2 separate regions of the Homo sapiens genome follow, and region 2 is linked to region 1. A link is a loop called in an ENCODE intact Hi-C map of the cell type or tissue named here. Cell type or tissue: HCT116. All regions are shown on one strand. Links, peaks and the distances in the headings refer to the core of each region. The heading gives the core; the rest is flanking DNA.

The links. Peaks named below come from ENCODE experiments on the same cell type or tissue, not always from the same donor. Only the 100,000 strongest peaks of a DNase experiment are listed, where the experiment ranks them.
Region 2: it touches region 1 in a loop (2.0-fold over the local background); 2 of 110 quality-filtered maps call a loop at or near these places.

What each region holds. Positions count from the first base shown.
Region 1 is chr4:910,284-919,800 of GRCh38, forward strand. It overlaps GAK (cyclin G associated kinase), which reads right to left. Exons shown (of 28, transcript NM_005255.4): 2 at 3,324-3,385; 3 at 2,452-2,511; 4 at 1,390-1,504. Among named protein-coding and RNA genes, the nearest start is that of GAK, 17 kb to the right of the region's middle. RefSeq lists enhancers at 1,606-2,511, 2,512-3,417 and silencers at 2,262-2,420, 4,845-5,024. In HCT116, for the core only: no CTCF peak of the experiment used is centred there; no DNase peak of the experiment used is centred there.
Region 2 is chr4:841,374-850,107 of GRCh38, forward strand. GAK (cyclin G associated kinase) reads right to left here. Exons shown (of 28, transcript NM_005255.4): 27 at 8,519-8,695; 28 at 7,904-8,401. The coding sequence ends at 8,300. It overlaps LOC105374340 (a long non-coding RNA gene), which reads right to left and starts at 5,448. Exons shown (of 4, transcript XR_925033.3): 1 at 5,024-5,448; 2 at 3,707-4,012; 3 at 3,059-3,109; 4 at 1-850. In HCT116, for the core only: no CTCF peak of the experiment used is centred there; no DNase peak of the experiment used is centred there.

The DNA of each region.
Region 1 (9,517 bases), core at 720-8,719:
TCAGCCCTCAGCAGTACAGAGCCCCCCGCTAAGTGCAGTCCCCCTCCATGAAGCTCAGGGCCCCCCCAACTAAATGCAGGCCCCCCACAAAGCACGGGATGCCCCCATCCCACTAAGTGCAGTCCCCCCTCCACTAAGCACAGGGCCCCTTCCACGACGCTCAGGGCCCTGCTCAGTGCAGGGGTCCCCCCTCAGCTCAGAACCCCCTTGCTCGCCCTCCATTTCTGGACACATGCCCCTCCTGCTGCCCTCTCTGCTAACCTGCTGCCCCACCCCTACCTGTCCCTTCAGGCCTGCGCTAGCCGGCCTGCGGGAACAGCTCCTCCTGGCTGCTGAGCAGGGGCTGGCTTGTGGACGACAGATCTCACGCGGCTACAGGTGCCCTCCCCACAGGCTTCCTTCTGTGGGACTCCCTGCCTCAGTCTCCCCTGCTGCTCCCGGCCTCTCCTCTCCCCTCTCTCCCTGCCTGGGGGACAGACGCAGGGGTCACTAGTGTCACCACCCCCTCACCGGCCAGGCCACAGCTCTGAGGCCTCCCCGAGTGCTCGACTTCCCCTCGTCACCTGGCACAGGAGTTCTGGAGGGCATCGGCACGAGGCAGGGCTGGGGGTGGAGCCGCCCTCTGAGGCACAGGTCTTGTTTCCCCTTTGCAGACACAGCCTGAGGCTCAGCAGGGTCAGGCCAGGTCTCCGGCCAGTCAGCGTGGGCTCCGGTGACACCAACACGACATCCCCCGCAGTCACTCACACAGACCACTCTGCCCCTAGAACTCTCCGAAAGCACCACCCCAACCCACCGGCCTCTCTTCCTGTCCTGACAAACGGACCATGGAGTCGTTGTGCCATCTTCCTGGGCTCAACCCTGATGAGGCTGGGCACCCACAGAGGGACCTGGAGTTGTCCACCTCTGCGGCCTCTCTTCTCCTTGCCAGGACCCCAGAGCCCCTGACAAGGACGGACAGCAGCACTCCTCCACCCTGCTCAACACCGCTCATGGAAGGCCACCACGCTCCACCCCACAGGGACCCCAGAGCCCTGAGAAGGACAGACGCTCCTCCACCCCTGCTAAACACCACTCACGGAAGGCCACCACGCTCTACCCCGTGCTGCCACTGGAGACAGGCAGGATGGGAGCCCGGCTCTCTGGCTGCCCGCAGCTCCACGAGGAGACGATGCAGGTGGCCCACCGGGACAGTGGGAAGCTCACTGGGCGTCAGCGTGGGCCTCTCACAGAACTACTGTCAGAGAGCTGCCCGCGCTTCCCGCTAAGACCAACACAGCTTGAGAGAAGATGCCGGGCATGTTTCACAGCCATGCAGCTGGGTTAGGAGGCATCAAGCCGGCCTCTGCTGGGTTAGATGGCACCAAGCCGGCCTTCACAGGACGTTACCTTTACAGAGCTCTGTGAGCAAGAGGAACTCAGCCTGCCCCGTGTCTGACTCCTCTTTTCCTATAGACGCTGCAGAACAAAACTGGACAATGTTCGGGTGGCCGGAAAGCTTTTTCTGCAGTTGTCTTGTTAAAGGAGAACGTACATAACCATGTCCACAGTTCTGTGCACTTCAAAATAAATGTAGACAATATTAACACACTGAAGTCAGAATACTTGAATCGAACCCTTACAATTTTAGACGTCAGAGCGGAAGATGAGGGAGAGAGCAGTGGACGACCGAGAGAAAGGCAGACAGAGGCAGGAGGAGCTGCAGGAGAGGGCGGGGACAAAGGCAGGCACACCGGCCACACACACCTGACCACAGCGACACCAAAGTCCATCCCGCGCGTGGCAGGAGGAGGCAGGGCCCTCAGGGGGCTGTGCGCAGGGAGGCTGCGGCGTGGCTGTGTCCACCCGAACCCACACTCAGGCAGCCGGCGGGCTCTCCGAGTGAACAGAGCTAGGAGAGGAAAGAGAGGCAGAGTCTGAGGGCAGCCAGGGCCGAAGACTCCAGGCTCAGGAGGGACATGTGGCAGTGGACAGGGAGTGCAGCCCCCAGATCCTCTGTCAGCGCCGGGAGATGCCCCGCCCAGTCATGCTGGGACAGCCTGAGAAGGGACGAGAGGGGCGGCTGAGAAGCCACATCGGGGCCTGTGGGAGCCAGGCCATCTGCACGGCTCTCAGCCAGGTCTCCGGAGGAGCTGAGGGGGCCGGGCCGGGCAAGGGCCCCCTGTGGTAACCAGCCCATCCACTGGGCAGGGAGACCTCTTGGGTAGGAACAACTTCATTCCCAACACTTCTGAATCTTCTACTATTACCCTGGCAGTAAAAAAAAAACAGAAAAAACTGCTTCTTCCTAGAAGTCGCCTACAACTAGGTTTGGTAAAAGCAAAAAGCCGATTTTAACACATGAAAGACAACGTCACGGAGCAGCCTCTTGGCCACTGGCGGTCACAGCTTGACGCAGGCCTGTGCCTGCCAAAGCCACCGTGCTGGCTCCTGGTTCCAGGAAAAGGATACCATGAAGCAAACTTCTTGAATGATGGCTCTGTTCTTTTCCTCTTCATTGGATAATAGCCTCTGTATCAGGAAACAGCACACACAAAAGATGAAAGCAAGTTTACCTTCCTACTCCACCCGATGCATCATCTCAGACATAAGCACGCAACAGAGCAATGCAATGTGTCTAATACAGCTCCCCCCGTTTCGTGTGTCTCCACCTCTGACCCCTGTAAAAACGTGCTGGGGGTTCAAGACCCTCAAAAGATCTTTGTGATGCAAGGACACAAGAAAAGTCAAAAGCAGGAGCCTTTCCCCAAATGGGCCAGAGTAAAATGAGACAGACAAGAAGGAAGAGCGGCAATGCTCTGCAGACACGGGGGCAGCAGGCGTGCAGACCACGACAACAGGCCCACTCATGCCCACTCTCAAAGGCGGGGCCACCCTGGTGCCCAGCGTGGTGACAGCAAATGGGGCCTTCTTACGTCTCAGGACAAAACTGCACAGTACAGACCCTCCCACAGTGACCCCTATTTACAGAAATGCTAGCAACAAATATTTTTTACAAGCAGCTTTTAAACTCCTTGTATTCATAGAGCCCTTATTTTGGCACATGGAGGCCAAGAGGGCATGACCCCACCATGAGGTCACCCCCAGCACAGCCCCTGCCACAGGGCAGGCAGGGCCACAGGAGTGTGAAGCCCAAAGCTGGAGACCAAGGCTCCTGCAGTGCCCAAGGCTGCTGAGATTCAGCAGAAGCAAAAGGGACAAGTATGTCCAGGCTGTAAAAGGAAACAAAGTACGTAACAGGGACGCATCCCTGAAAAGACTGTCACCAGACAGTCCCTTTACATACGTCAGAAATCCAGAGAAGGCGTTAAATGGTTCATTACCTTTAATGCATACTCTCTGCCACTCCCCACATCTTGAGCTTCATACACAAATGCAAACCCTCCTGAAAATTAAAAAGACTTGTCAGTTCAATGCTATGATTTTATTTAACATATCAGGCTTTAAAAATACCTTCACTAAGTAAAATACAAATTGACTTGTGGCGTGGCCAGCAGTTTTCTACAAAACATAATGGCCCCAGCGTACACGCCCCCCGCAAACACAGCCCCAGCATACATGCCCCCACACACACAGCCCCAGCGTGCACGGCCCCCCCACACACACACAGCCCCAGCGTGCACGGCCCCACACACACACACAGCCCCAGCGTGCACGGCCCCACACACACACAGCCCCAGCGTGCACGGCCCCCACACACACAGCCCCAGCGTGCACGGCCCCACACACACAGCCCCAGCGTGCACGGCCCCACACACACAGCCCCAGCGTGCACGGCCCCCACACACACACAGCCCCAGCGTGCACGGCCCCACACACACAGCCCCAGCGTGCACGGCCCCACACACACAGCCCCAGCGTGCACGGCCCCCACACACACAGCCCCAGCGTGCACGGCCCCACACATACACAGCCCCAGCGTGCACAGCCCCCACACACACAGCCCCAGCGTGCACGGCCCCCCCCCACACACACAGCCCCAGCGTGCACGGCCACACACACACACAGCCCCAGAGTACAAGGCCCCACACACACAGCCTCAGCGTGCCCGGCCCCACACAAACACAGCCCCAGCGTGCACGGCCCCCACACACACAGCCCCAGCATGCACGGCCCCACACACAGAGCCCCACACACACACAGCCCCAGCGTGCACGGCCCCCACACACACAGCCCCAGTGTGCACGGCCCCACACACACACAGCCCCAGCGTGCACGGCCCCACACACACACAGCCCCAGCGTGCACGGCCACACACACACAGCCCCAGCGTGCACGGCCCCCCACACACAGCCCCAGGGTGCACGGCCCCACACACATAGCCCCAGCGTACACGGCCCCCCGCACTCAGCCCTAGCGTGCACGGCCCCACACACACAGCCCCAGCGTGCACAGCCCCACCCCCAACACACAGAGCCCCAGCATACACGGCCCCCCGCACTCAGCCCCAGCGTGCAAGGCCCCACACACAGCCCCAGCATACACGGCCCCCAACACACACAGCCCCAGTGTGCACGGCCCCATACACACACAGCCCCAACGTACACGGCCCCCAACACAGATAGCTCCAGCATGCACGGCCCCACACACACACACAGCCCCAGCGTGCACGGCCCCACACACACACAGCCCCAGCATATACGGCCCCCAACACACACAGCCCCAGCGTACACGGCCCCACACACACACAGGTCCAGCGTACACGGCCCCCAACACACACAGCCCCAGCGCACACGGCCCCCAACACACACAGCCCCAGCGCACACGGCCAACACACACAGTCCCAGCGTGCACGGCCCCACACACACAGCCCCAGCGTACACGGCCCCCCGCACTCAGCCCCAGCGTGCACGGCCCCACACACACAGCCCCAGTATACACGGCCCCACACACACAGCCCCAGCATACACGGCCCCGTGCACTCAGCCCCAGCGTACATGGCCCCCCGCACTCAGCCCCAGCGTGCGCGGCCCCAGTGCATACACCACTGCCTTTCACTTCCTCTACTCCAGAGACAGACAGGAATAACCTAAGAACAGAGGTCAATAGAAGGAAAAACAAAACCACAAGCAGTTCTCCAAAGACCAACGAGACTGATAAATTCTAGACAGACTGATCCAGAGAGAGAGGACAGATCACCAATACCCAGAACAAGAGAGGGGACCTCCTTCCCCGACGCCCAAAAGAGGAAAAGACATAAAAGAGAATACACACCAACATCACTCACGAATGTGGACCCAAGAATTCTTCATAAAACAGCAAACCAAGCCCACCAAGACATCAGGAGCAGAGTTGGTTTAACATTTGAAAATCAATTTAATTCTATTGTTTTGGGGTCTAATTTGCTTAGTTTTCTTTTAGGTTTCTGCAGTGGAAAAACTACATCATGAAATTTAAAACTCTCAGCAAACGAGGACAGAAAGAAACCTCCCCAGCCTGATAGACGGCATCTGTGAGAGACCAACAGGAACACTGCATTTCGTGGTGCAATGTCGAATCCTCCCTTCTGAGATCAGGAAGGAGGCGGGGATCCTTGTTCTCACCACTGATGGTCGACACTGTGAGGAAGTTCTCGCCGGTGCCATCAGTCAAGAAAAAGAAATAAAAGGCATCCAGATGAAAAAAGGAGTAAAATTATTTTTATCTGCAGGTGACATGATTATCTATGCAGAAAATCTGGTGAAATCTACTAAAGAAAAGCTACCATAACAAACGCATTCAGGATGGTTGTTGGATATAAGGGCAACATACAAAAACCAACTGTGCTTCCACATGCCCAAGGTTAGGCAGTGATTTTTTAGATATAAGCACAAAAGCAGGACCCATAAAAGAAAAATAATGATAAATGGACTTCAGGAATTTCTGCTTTTTGAAAACTGGTCAGAGGATGAAAAGATAAATCACTACTAAGTTTTGCAAATCATATACCTAATAAAGGACTTCTATCGAGAAAATATTTTAAAAATCCAAGTAACAACAATTTTTTTTTCTTCTGAGACAGGGTCCTACTCTGTCACCAGGATGGAGTGCAGTGGCACTATCACAACCCACTGCCTCGACATCTGGGCTCAAGTGATCCTCCCACCTCAGCTTCCCAAGAAGCTGGGACTACAGGCATGCGTCACCACACCCGGCTAATTTTTTTATTCTTTGAAGAGACGAGGTTTCGCCAAGTTGCCCAGGCGGGTCTAGCCTCCCAAAGTGCTGGGACTACAGGTGTGAGCCACCACGCCCAGAAAACAACAAAATTTTTAATGTGCAAAAGATATGAATAGACACATCACCAAAGATATACTTGTGACAAGTACACAACGTGTCCCACCACTGCCCATTAGAGAAATGCAGACTTAAACCGCGAAGATAGGACCCCATACCTAGCAGAATACTTGACATTTAAAAACCGCCCAGACCAAGTGTCGCTGAGGATGTGGAGCGACTGGAATGCTTATGCACAGCTTTTGGAAATGGAAAATGGTACAATCACTCTGGAAAACATGTTGGCGATTTCTTAAAAAGGTGAACATAAATCAACAATACAGCCCTGACATTACGCTGCTGTGTATTTACCCAAGAAAAATGAAGGCACATGTGCGTAAAGAGACTTCTACACAGCAGCTTCATGTGCAATAGCCTAAAAATGGAAGCAACCCAAATGTCCATCAACAGGTGAATGAACAAATTACCCACACCTCTAACACTACCTAGCAATAAAAAGGAGGAAACTGCTGTTACATGCAACAACATGAATAACACACGAAAAGGCAGTATGCCGAGTAAAAGATGCCAGGCGAAAAAAGAGTACATACACATACATACAGTCAATGTACAGAAAACTCCAGAAAACACAAACGACCAGGCCAAAAAAAGAGAGTACATACACACATACAGTCAGTGTACAGAAAACTCCAGAAAACGCAAATGGATCTATGGTAACAGAAGGCCAATGCCAGGCCAAAAAAAGAGAGTACATACACACACATACAGTTAGTGTACAGAAAACTCTAGAAAATGCAAATGAATCTATAGTAACAGAAGGCCAATGCCAGGCCAAAAAAAGAGAGTACATACACACACATACAGTCAGTGTACAGAAAACTCCAGAAAACACAAATGGATCTATAGTAACAGAAGGCCAATGCCATGCCAAAAAAAGAGAGTACATATACACATACAGTCAGTGTACAGAAAACTCTAGAAAACACAAATGGATCTATAGTAACAGAAGGCCAATGCCAGGCCAAAAAAAGAGAGTACATATACACATACAGTTAGTGTACAGAAAACTCTAGAAAATGCAAATGAATCTATAGTAACAGAAGGCCAATCAGTGGTTTCCTGGGATGGGAACAGGAAAGCAGGGCGAAGGGTTACCGTGGGGAGGAGGGAGACCGTGGCGCTGACGCACATGTTTGCTGCCTTGATTAGCGTGGCAGATACAGTGTGTGACACACACATACATACATGACATGTGCCGAAACATTTAAAACATGCAGCCTGTATATCTCATTTTTATCTCAACTGTTAAAATATTTAAATAATAAATAAATCTGTGAGGAAAAACACAGATGAAAGGAAGTAAATGGAAATCCATGAAATAGAAAATAGAAAACAGATGGCTCCACTGCTAAATTACATCAAACACTTAAGGAAGAAATCACAACAAGCTTATAAAGTCTTTCATTAGATAGAGGAGAAGGGTTCCCAGCTCATTGCTTGAAGTTAGCATAACACTAACCAAAGAAGGGTATAAATACCAAATTAAGGAAAGAGATCACTCATTACCATAGACACAAAAAATCCTCAAGAAAATACTGGCAAATTGATTCCAGCAAAACATAATAAGGATACTACATCATGACCAGGTGGTATTCATCCCAGGAATGCAAGGTTGGTGTAACATTAAAAAATCAATCACTGTAGTAAACAACATTAGCAGAATAGGGAACACTGGATCACCAACAAAATTTAGAAACAACAACTACAAAAAACTGACTTCTAACATAAGACTTAATCGTGTTTTCTTCCTAAGATCAGAAACAAGGCAAGATGTCTGCTCTCAGCACTGTAAGCCAACATTTTACTGGAGATTCGAGTTAATGCAAGAAAGCTAGGAAAATTAATAAAAGGCATAAAGATCAAAAAGGAAAAACTAACGAAAGACAAAACTTCAGTTAGCTAGGAAGAATAAGCTCAAGAGATCCACTGTACAACACGGTGACTATACAGTTACTAACGACAGATTACATTCTGAAAAATGCCCCAAAACTGACAACTATGATGCAGTACATGTGTTAACTAGCTAGATGTGGTCATTCCACGATGCATATATACTTCAAAACATCATAGCGTACATGACAAAGACATCAATTTTATCTGTCAATTAAAAAATATATTAAACACAAAAAAAAGGAGGAACTAAAACTCCTCTCATTTTCAGATGCCATGACTGGAAAGACAGAAGGCTCCAAAGGCCTCAGCGCCCCATGACCTTAGAAAGGCAGAAGGCTCCAAAGGCCTCAGCGCCGCATGACCTTAGAAAGGCAGAAGGCTCCAAAGGCCTCAGCACCCCATGACCTTAGAAAGACAGAAGGCTCCAAAGGCCTCAGCGCCCCATGACCTTAGAAAGACAGAAGGCTCCAAAGGCCTCAGTGCCCCATGACCTTAGAAAGACAGAAGGCTCCAAAGGCCTCAGTGCCCCATGACCTTAGAAAGACAGAAGGCTCCAAAGGCCTCAGTGCCGCATGACCTTAGAAAGACAGAAGGCTCCAAAGGCCTCAGTGCCGCATGACCTTAGAAAGACAGAAGGCTCCAAAGGCCTCAGCGCCCCATGACCTTAGCAGGACAGAAGGCTCCAAAGGCCTCAGCGCCGCATGACCTTAGCAGGACAGAAGGCTCCAAAGGTCTCAGTGTTGCATGACCTTAGCAGGACAGAAGGCTCCAAAGGCCTCAGCGCCCCATGACCTTAGAAAGACAGAAGGCTCCAAAGGCCTCAGTGCCGCATGACCTTAGAAAGACAGAAGGCTCCAAAGGCCTCAGCACCCCATGACCTTAGCAGGACAGAAGGCTCCAAGGGCCTCAGCGCCCCATGACCTTAGAAAGACAGAAGGCTCCAAAGGCCTTCAGTGCCGCATGACCTTAGCAGGGCCACAGGTCTCTGGGTGCCTCCCCAGCCTCCTCCTCTCCAGCCGCACCCCGCATTTGGTTCCAAGCCACCACATTGACACAACTGCTCTTCCTCAAACGCAGCAGGCCCATTCCTGCCCAGGGCCTTCCCACACACCACAGGCCTGGAAGGGGCCCCTGACCCTGGGCACCTCCTGGCTTGCTCCCTTGCGTCCCTCAGGAGCTGCTCCTCACCGCTTCTGCGATGCCTTCCCTAATGCACCTGCCCATCCCAGCCACTCTTTATTAACTTGTTCCTTTTTCCTGACACTTTCTGATATCTAACATTACATCACACACTACTCGGATACCTGTTTACCGTCTGTCTCAGCTAGACTACAAACACCATGAAGCA
Region 2 (8,734 bases), core at 1-8,000, 70 kb before region 1:
TACATATTTGGGAACATTATATTTTCTTTTCTCTTTTTTATTTATTTATTTATTTTTTTTGAGATGGAGTCTCTCTCTGTCACCCAGGCTGGAGTGCAGTGGCGTGATCTCGGCTCACTGCCAGCTCTGCCTCCTGGGTTCACGCCATTCTCCTGCCTCAGCCTCCCAAGTAGCTGGGACTACAGGTGCCCACCACCACACCCAGATAATTTTTTGTATTTTTAGTAGAGATGGGGTTTCACCATGTTAGCCAGGATGGTCTCGATCTCCTGACCTCGTGATCCGCCCACCTCGGCCTCCCAAAGTGCTGGGATTACAGGCGTGAGCCACCGCACCCGGCCTATATTTTCTTAATACATAGAACCCTGTATCCATTATGGGCTGCTTTTCTTTTTCTCTGTTAATATTCCTTGTTCTGAAGTCTGCTTTGTCTAATGTTAGTATGGCCACATCAGCTTAATTATAATCAATGTTTGTATGTTGTATTATTTCCATCTTGTCACATTTAATCTATACGTGTCTTTATATGTAAAGTGGATTTATATACACAGTATATAGCTGAATATTGCCCTTTATTCAGTCTGAAAATATCTGCCTTTAATTTGGAATTTTTACATTTTAATTTATGTATACTACCTTGCTATTTGTTTTGTATTTTTTTCATTTATTCTTTGTTCCTTGTTTTTTTCTTTTCCTGATTTCTTTTGGATTGGTTGACTATCTTTAAGGAGTCCATGTTTTTGTCCTCTGTTGTGTTACCAGCAACATCTGTTTCAGTTTCACAGGTCCCTCCAGGGTTTGTGACGTGCAGTGTATCTCATCTCCACCAGCCTCTGAGTAACACACACCTCTGTAAATTAAGAAGCTCATGATAATTTACTTCTAGGTATGCCATAAGCCCCACCATGCATTGTTATTGTTTTAGCCTTAACAATTATTTTTATTATTTTTAAAATTACTATTGTTTTTTCTGAGATGGAGTCTTGCTCTGTTACCCAAGCTGGACTGCAGTGGTGCGGTCATGACCCACTGCAGCTTCAACCTCCCAAGCTCAAGCGATTCTCCTGCCTCAGCCTCCCCAGTAGCTGGGACTACAGGTGCCGTCTCCATGCCCAACTAATTATTATTTTTTAGAGATGGGGTCTTGCTATGTTGCCCAGGCTGGTCTCAAACTCCTGGGCTCAAGAGATCCTCTTGCCTCAGTCTCCCAAAGTGTTGGGATTACAGTGAGGCACAATTATTATAGAAATAAATGTTAAAATGAGTAAAGGGTCTTATTTACCAACATATTCATACTTCCAGCCCTCTGGGTCCCTAATGTAGATGGTGTTCCCATCTGGTGTCATTTTCATTTCCTGTGGACTGTTCAGCTCCCAACTCCCAGTCTTCCTGCCTGACTTTGTAGGGTTTTACATCCTATATCCCAGTACTTAGCAACATAGGGGAGGCCAAGGAAGATTTTCAGGGTTCCTTCTCCCCAGAGATCACTCCTGGCTGGGCTCTGCTTCAGGACCCCTGAACTCTGACCTCCTTCTGCTCCCCTCAGGGCCACTGTCCCATGCCACAGTGGCCTCAGCAGCGAGCCAGGAATGTGTGTCTCCCTCTTCTCAGGGCCCCTGTTCTATGCTGCATGCTCCTCAAGGTCCAAAAACAATTGTTTTGGCTGGGCGCAGTGGCTCAGGCCTGTAATCCCAGCGCGCTGGGAGGCTGAGGTGGGTGGATCACTTGAGATCAGGAGCTCAAGACCAGCCTGGCCAGCATGGTGGAACCCCTGTCTCTACCAAATATACAAAAATTAGCCGGGTGTGGTGGCACATGCCTGTAATCCTAGCTACTCAGGTGGCTGAGGCAGGAGAATCACCTGAGCCCGGGAGGCAGAGGTTGCAGTCAGCTGAGATCACGTCACTGCACTCCAGCCTGGGGGACAGAGTGAGACTCCATCTCAAAAACAAAAACAAATGGTTTTGCACATTTTGTTGAGTTTTTTAGTCTGGTCCCTGTCACTCCATCAAGGCTTCCCAGCAAGCATGGACAATGTGACTTGGCTGTGATGTGAGGGCCCCATGGGGACTGCTGTTCATGCCTCATGGATGATCCTAGCGTTTCAGCACCGAGCAGAGCAGGTGGTGGTGACAGGTCCCCAGGCGCCTTCCCAGAGCAAAGCCTGAAGTGAGGCCAGTGGGACATCTGGACGGAGGTGAGGTTTCCTGGGCTGGGGGTTGGCAGAGTTGCAGCAGGAACCACAGCAACCCCTCTACTTGGCCCAGGAAAGGAGTCTGGGCGTAGCCAGGGTCTCTGGATATGCAGCTCTATCAGTCTCTTCTCACACTGCTATAAAGAAATACCCAAGGCCGGGTGCGGTGGCTCATGCCTGTAATCCTAGCACTGTGGGAGGCTGAGGCGGGCAGACCACAATCTCAGGAGTTCAAGACCAGCCTGGCCAATATGGTGAAACCCCATCTCTACTAAAAATACAAAAAAAAAAAAAAAAAAATTAGCCGGGCATGGTGGCGTGTGCCTGTAATCCCAGCTACTCAGGAGGCTGAGACAGAAGAATCACTTGAACCTGGGAGGCGGAGGTTGCAGTGAGCCGAGATTGCTCCACTGACTCCAGCCTGAGCGACAGGTCAAGATTACATCTTAAAAAATAAATAAATAAATAAATAAATAAAGGTCGGGCATGGTGGCTCACGCCTGCAATCCTGTAATCCCAGCACTTTGGGAGGCTGAGGTGGGCAGATCACGAGGTCAGGAGATCGAGACCATCCTGGCTAACATGGTGAAACCCATCTCTACTAAAAATACAAAAAATTTGGTGGGCGTGGTGGCGGGTGCCTGTAGTCCCAGCTACTCGGGAGGCTGAGGCAGGAGAATGGCATGAACCTGGGAGGCAGAGCTTGCAGTGAGCTGAGATTGCACCACTGCACTCCAGCCTGGGGGACAGAGCGAGAGTCCGTCTCAAAAAAAAAAGAAATACCCAAGACTGGGTGATTTATAAAGGAAAGAGATTTAATTGACTCACAGTTCCCCATGGCTGGGTAGGTCTCAGGAAACTTACAATCATGGTGGAAGGGGAAGCAGGCACTTCCTCACAAGGCGACAGGAGAGACTGCACAAAGAGAGAAGAGCCTCACACTTATCAAACAGCCAGATCTTGTGAGCACTCACTCACCAGGGGGAAACCACCCCCAGGATCCAATCACCTCCCTCCCTCAACATGTGGGGATTACAATTCGAGATGAGATTCGGATGGGGATACAGAGCCAACCACATCAGCAGCTGAGGGGGCTGGCAGCAGGGACTTGGAGTTTGATCTTGGGGAAGTGCCAAGGCCAGAATGTGGGGGCTGTGCCGCATGGACCTGCCTCTTCTGGGCCCTTCTCCAGTCATTAGACCAACCGGAAGCCCCCTCTATCCTAATCTGAGGCCCATGACATCTACGGGGTCTGCAGCCTCTTCCACAAAGGGGGTGCCCTAGACCTGAGACCAGCATCCTCAGCTTGCGCATGACTGCCCGGCACACCTGGGGCTGGGGGCAGGTTCCCACCCCATCTGAAGGGGCTCTGATGCTGGTATGCGCACAGGGGCCACCCCCAACTGGCAGCACAGCCTCCCCCTGCCCTTGGGTTGCTGTGCTTTTCCTCAGAGCTCCTGGAGGTAGTGAAGGTGAGAACAGCCAGCTGCTGAGGCTGCTGCTGTTTCTTACCTAAGGTGAGGCCCGGCAGGACGCTCAGCAGCTCCAGGACTCGGTGGGCAAAGCTTTGGGGCAAGCCCTTTTGGAGAAAGCAGTTTGGGGCGGCCAGACGGTGGTCTGTGGCCCTGGAATCTTTGTCCAAACTGACAGAAGGAGGAGGAAATCGGTGTCCCTGCCATGCCCCCTGTGCCCAGGGGTCGCTGCCTGGATGAGGGTCTGGCATGGGGCTTAGACCTTCAGCTCCACCCAGGCCTGTGGGTGGGGTCGGCGCGCGGCTGCCTGGAGCTATGGCCACAGTGCAGGAGCGGGGATGAGCTCCTGGAGATGAAGACATAAGCAGGACTTCAGCCTCAGCTGACCTCAGCACTCAGCTTTTCTGCTAAAAGCAGCTCAGGGACAAAATCAGCCCCTCCCCCAGATCTGAACCTCATTCCAGCCACACTGGCCTCCTGCATGACTCAGTGCCCCCCTCATCTCCTTGCAGCCAAGTCCTCCCACTTGGAGGCCCACAGAGTTGGGGGGGGCCTCCATCTTGGGGCAGATGCCCACACCTCTGGGGTTGGCCTTCCTCAGAGCCCTGGAGCTCCCTGGGGGCACAGGGAGAGGAGGCCCATGGGAGCCCAGGGAGGTGGCCTGAGGGCAGCTGGACATCTGGGGGATGGGGGGGTGTCACGGGCCACCTGGAAAGCAGCCTGCTTAACCCACTGGAGCTTACTATTGAGGGTCTGAGCCCCCGCAGGACAGAAATGCAATCTGCACACGTTTGAGGAGCACAGTTTGAGGCATTTGACGCGTGCTTGCCTGAAGCCAGCACATCCTCCTCCGCCCACACCCGCCAGCCACGGATCTGCTGCTGGCCTGTCGCGGACTTCACATTTGCTGGAATTTTACACGAATGGAGTCGTTCACTACCTCCCTCCTTTTGATCTGGCCCCATTTACTGAGCTTGCTGCTCTTCTGACAGTATGGTTTGGATCTGTGTCCCCACCCAAATCTCCTGCCAAACTGTAATCGCCACATGTCAGGGGAGGGGCCTGCTGGGGGGTGACTAGATCCTGGGGCAGACTTCCCCTTGCTATTCTCCGGATAGTGAGTTCTCACAAGATCTGCTTGTTTGGAAGCGTGCAGCACTTTCCCCTTTTACTCACTCGCTCTCCCTCCTCCCACCAGCTAAGACGTGCCTGCTTCCCCTTCGCCTTCCGCCATGATTGTAACTTTCATGAGGCCTCCCCAGCTATGTGGAACTGTGAGTCCATTAATCCTCTTTTCTTTATAAATCACCCTGTCTGAGATATGTGTTTATAGCAGTGTGAGAACAGACTAACACACCTGGGCATGCCCTGTGCTGCAGTCACACCAGCAGCTCACCCCTCTCCATGCTGAGCAGGACCCCGTGGCGCCGTCACACCAGCAGCTCACCCCTCTCCATGCTGAGCAGGACCCCGTGGCGCCGTCACACCAGCAGCTCACCCCTCTCCATGCTGAGCAGGACCCCGTGGCGCCGTCACACCAGCAGCTCACCCCTCTCCATGCTGAGCAGGACCCCGTGGCGTGGACGCACACAGCTCCTTCGTATGTCCAGCTGTGCGTGGATCATGGGTTGTTCCTGAACACGTCTGTGTGGCCTTGCTCTTTCATTTCTCTTGGGTCAACACCTAGGAGCAGATTGCTAAACTGTGTACGAAATTTCTATTTTGCTTTTTTTTTTTCTTTTTGACATGGAGTTTTGCTCTTGTTGCTCAGGCTAGAGTGCAATGGCGCGATCTCGGCTCACTGCAACCTCCGCCTCTCAAGGTTCAAGCGATTCTCCTGCCTCAGCCTCCCGAGTAGCTGGGACTACAGGTGTGTGCCACCATGCCCGGCTAATTTTGTATTTTTAGTACAGACGGGGTTTCTCCATGTTGGTCAGGCTGGTCTCCAACTCCTGACCTCAGGTGATCCGCCTGCCTCCGCCTCCGCCTCCCGAAGTGTTGGGATTACAGGTGTGAGCCACCGCACCGGCGTCTATTTTGCTTTTTAAAAGACTGCCGGCCGGGCGCGGTGGCTCACACCTGTAATCCCAGCACTTTGGGAGGCCGAGGCGGGTGGATCACGAGGTCAGGAGATCGAGACCATCCCGGCTAACACGGTGAAACCCCGTCTCTACTAAAAATACAAAAAATTAGCCGGGCGTAGTGGCGGGCGCCTGTAGTCCCAGCTACTTGGGAGGCTGAGGCAGGAGAATGGCGTGAACCCGGGAGGCGGAGCTTGCAGTGAGCCGAGATCCCGCCACTGCACTCCAGCCTGGGCGACAGAGCGAGACTCCGTCTCAAAAAAAAAAAAAAAAAAGACTGCCAAGCGGTTTTCCAAAGCAGTTGTGCCATTTTAAGCTCCCACCCAGACTGCGTGAGGGTGTGGGCTTCTCCACATGCGTGGGGACACTTGGCTTGGTGGGTCTTGACTGGGTGCCCTAGTGGGTGCGGCAGCATCTTGCTGTGGCTCCAACTTGCATTTCCTCCAGGACCAGTGATGTGAGCATCGCTGCTTGGCCGCTGCCATTTGTATCTCCGTGAAGTCACCGAGAAGATGCTGTCACACAAGGGGGTGTCACACAGGTGCAGTCTCTCTTCAAGCTTCACGTGGTCTATGCATTACAACCCGGCAAGGATGACCTTGTGTCCACGTGCAGGACGGAGCATAGTCACAGGCTCGGTGACCGCAGACCCGGCTCCCACGTGCAGAATGGAGCCTCAGTGACTGTGGGTAGCACTCAGGCCAGTGGCCGGCTGGGAAGATGGTGCATCCTGGGCCTTTCACGTGTGGGTGTCCGGGTGGCGCCGTGCGTGACCCTGTGCAGCCGTGTCTGCGTGTGCGCAGGTGTCCGGGTGGCGCCATGCGTGACCCTGTGCAGCCGTCTGCATGTGCGCAGGTGTCCGGGTAACGCCGTGCGTGACCCTGTGCAGCCATGTCTGCGTGTGCGCAGGTGTCTGGGTGGCACCGTGTGTGACCTTGTGTAGCCGTCTGCGTGTGCGCACGGCTTGTACATGCCTGTGCACCTGCGTGTCTCCATGCTGAGCTGAATGGTTGGAAGAGGAGAAATTCTGGCGGTAGCATGGCCAGGTGGGGGCCACAGACTCCCTTCTGAGCTGGGTCAGCCTGGATGGGGGTTTTCCTGTCCTGCAACCCAGACCCCACCGTCCTGGCCTCCATTCTATGCACTCCATCTCAGCCTACCCCGGACCAGTGACCTGCTGCACTCCACACCTTCCTCCATCCTCCGCAGTCTCGGCCTAGCCTGGACCGGCCACCCGCTGCTCTCCACACATAACCAGAGGCTCAGGCCCCTGACGGAGGAAGGGTGTGCAGCCAGCCAGAGGGAGGTGGACTCACTTGTCCAGGCAGGGTGGCTGGGTTTGCCACAGGCCGGGGAGAAGCGACCCAAGCTTTCAGAGTTAAGGGTCTGGGGCGGGGTCTGGGGGATTAGTTTGGAGCTTGGGTGTGACGTGGGCGGCAGCAGGAGAGGAGGGGGCCGCACAGCACAGGGCTGAGGCTGGAGAGCCTAGAGGGAGCGTGGCCCGAGCTGCCCCCAGAGCAGGAGCATCTGAGTTGGGGTGGCCAGACCCGGAGCCGGAATCCAGACGACCTTGATGTGAAAATCTCAGCACCTATTTAGCTTCTCATTATTTTTTAAAAGAGCTAAAAATAGTGGCGGGTGCATAGCAAACGTGCAGTCATTATTCTCTGAAAACAGGAAGAGCCTGGCGGTGAGTTCAGGGCTATGATTCAGGGCCTCCTCGAGTCTGCTGTGGGGTGGGGGCTCACCATGGTCACCTTCTCCTTCCAGGGGCCCCTGGTCCTCCACCAGCCCGACAGCCCGGAGGCCACCTTGGCCCTGCGGGGATGGCACAGGGGCAGTGTGGAGCCCACCCTTGCTCCTAGGTCCAGGGCCCAGGGGCAGGGGCCAAGTGGAGAGGAGAGAGGAGTCCCGGGGCCGAGGGGAGGAAGGGGGTCTGGGGACTGCAGGGGCCCCCGCCCTTGGCCTTGCCCTGGCTGGGCTCTATGGCCCCCTGAAGAGCTGCCCAGAGCCGCTGCAGCCCCGGGACCCGCTTCTCCTCTCCACTCGGCCCCTGCAACAATCCAACCACGGCAAGGTTGCTGAGGAAGCACAGCCTTGTGCCCCAGCTGGTGAACGGCACCTGGGCGAGTGGATCCACACTGGAGACACAGCAGTCATCGGAAAATAGTTTAATTCTGTACAGACAACCACGGGACTGATTACAAAGTGCGGTGCAAACACCAGGGCCCATGAGCGCCAGCAGCGTGGCCCACCACGTGCCGGGGCTCCAGAGGCCACGCCCGAAACACCAAATAAATCACAGACGTGACAATTGCGGGAGGAGCATGAATCAGCTGTTCCTTCGGGAGGAGAAAAAGGAAACAACAATCAGAGGCTTTGGAATGCTTTCTCTTCATGTGCCTGGAACGCTGGGCGGGCGGTGACCCGGGGCTCGGAGCCCCACCCTGGCCACACCTGCTGTCGCCCACGGGGTCCTCACGGTGGGGACCCAGGTCCCACGACGGCTCCCAACCTGTGGAGCTGTGTGCGCAGCCACCACCACTGCGGCCTCAGAAGAGGGGCCGGGAGCCCTGGTTCTCAAACTCCGACCAGGCGTCATTCAGCTCCATGAAGATCATCTTGGCGTGCTGCTCGTACGGCTGCCCCGCAGCCTATGGGTGACAGGCGGTGTAAGCGCCTCTTATAAGCATGCGGGGGCGGGCGGGGCAGGACCCCCCCCCCGCCCCGCCCCTGAAGGCCTCAAGCGGCCGCCTGGCAGCTCTGCTCACCTTGTCGGGGTGCACAGCCAGCACCGCGCGGCGATAGTGCTTCTTCACTTGCTCCGGAGCCACCAGGTCGGCCATGCCCACGGGCGTCCAGCGGCTCTCCCCGTCCCACAGCACTGTGTGCAGCGTGGACAGCAGGGCCCGGATGTTCCGCTCCTTGCCCTCAATCCAGTCCAGGAGCTGCGGGAGACACGGAGCTTGCCGAGCCCTGGGCACCTG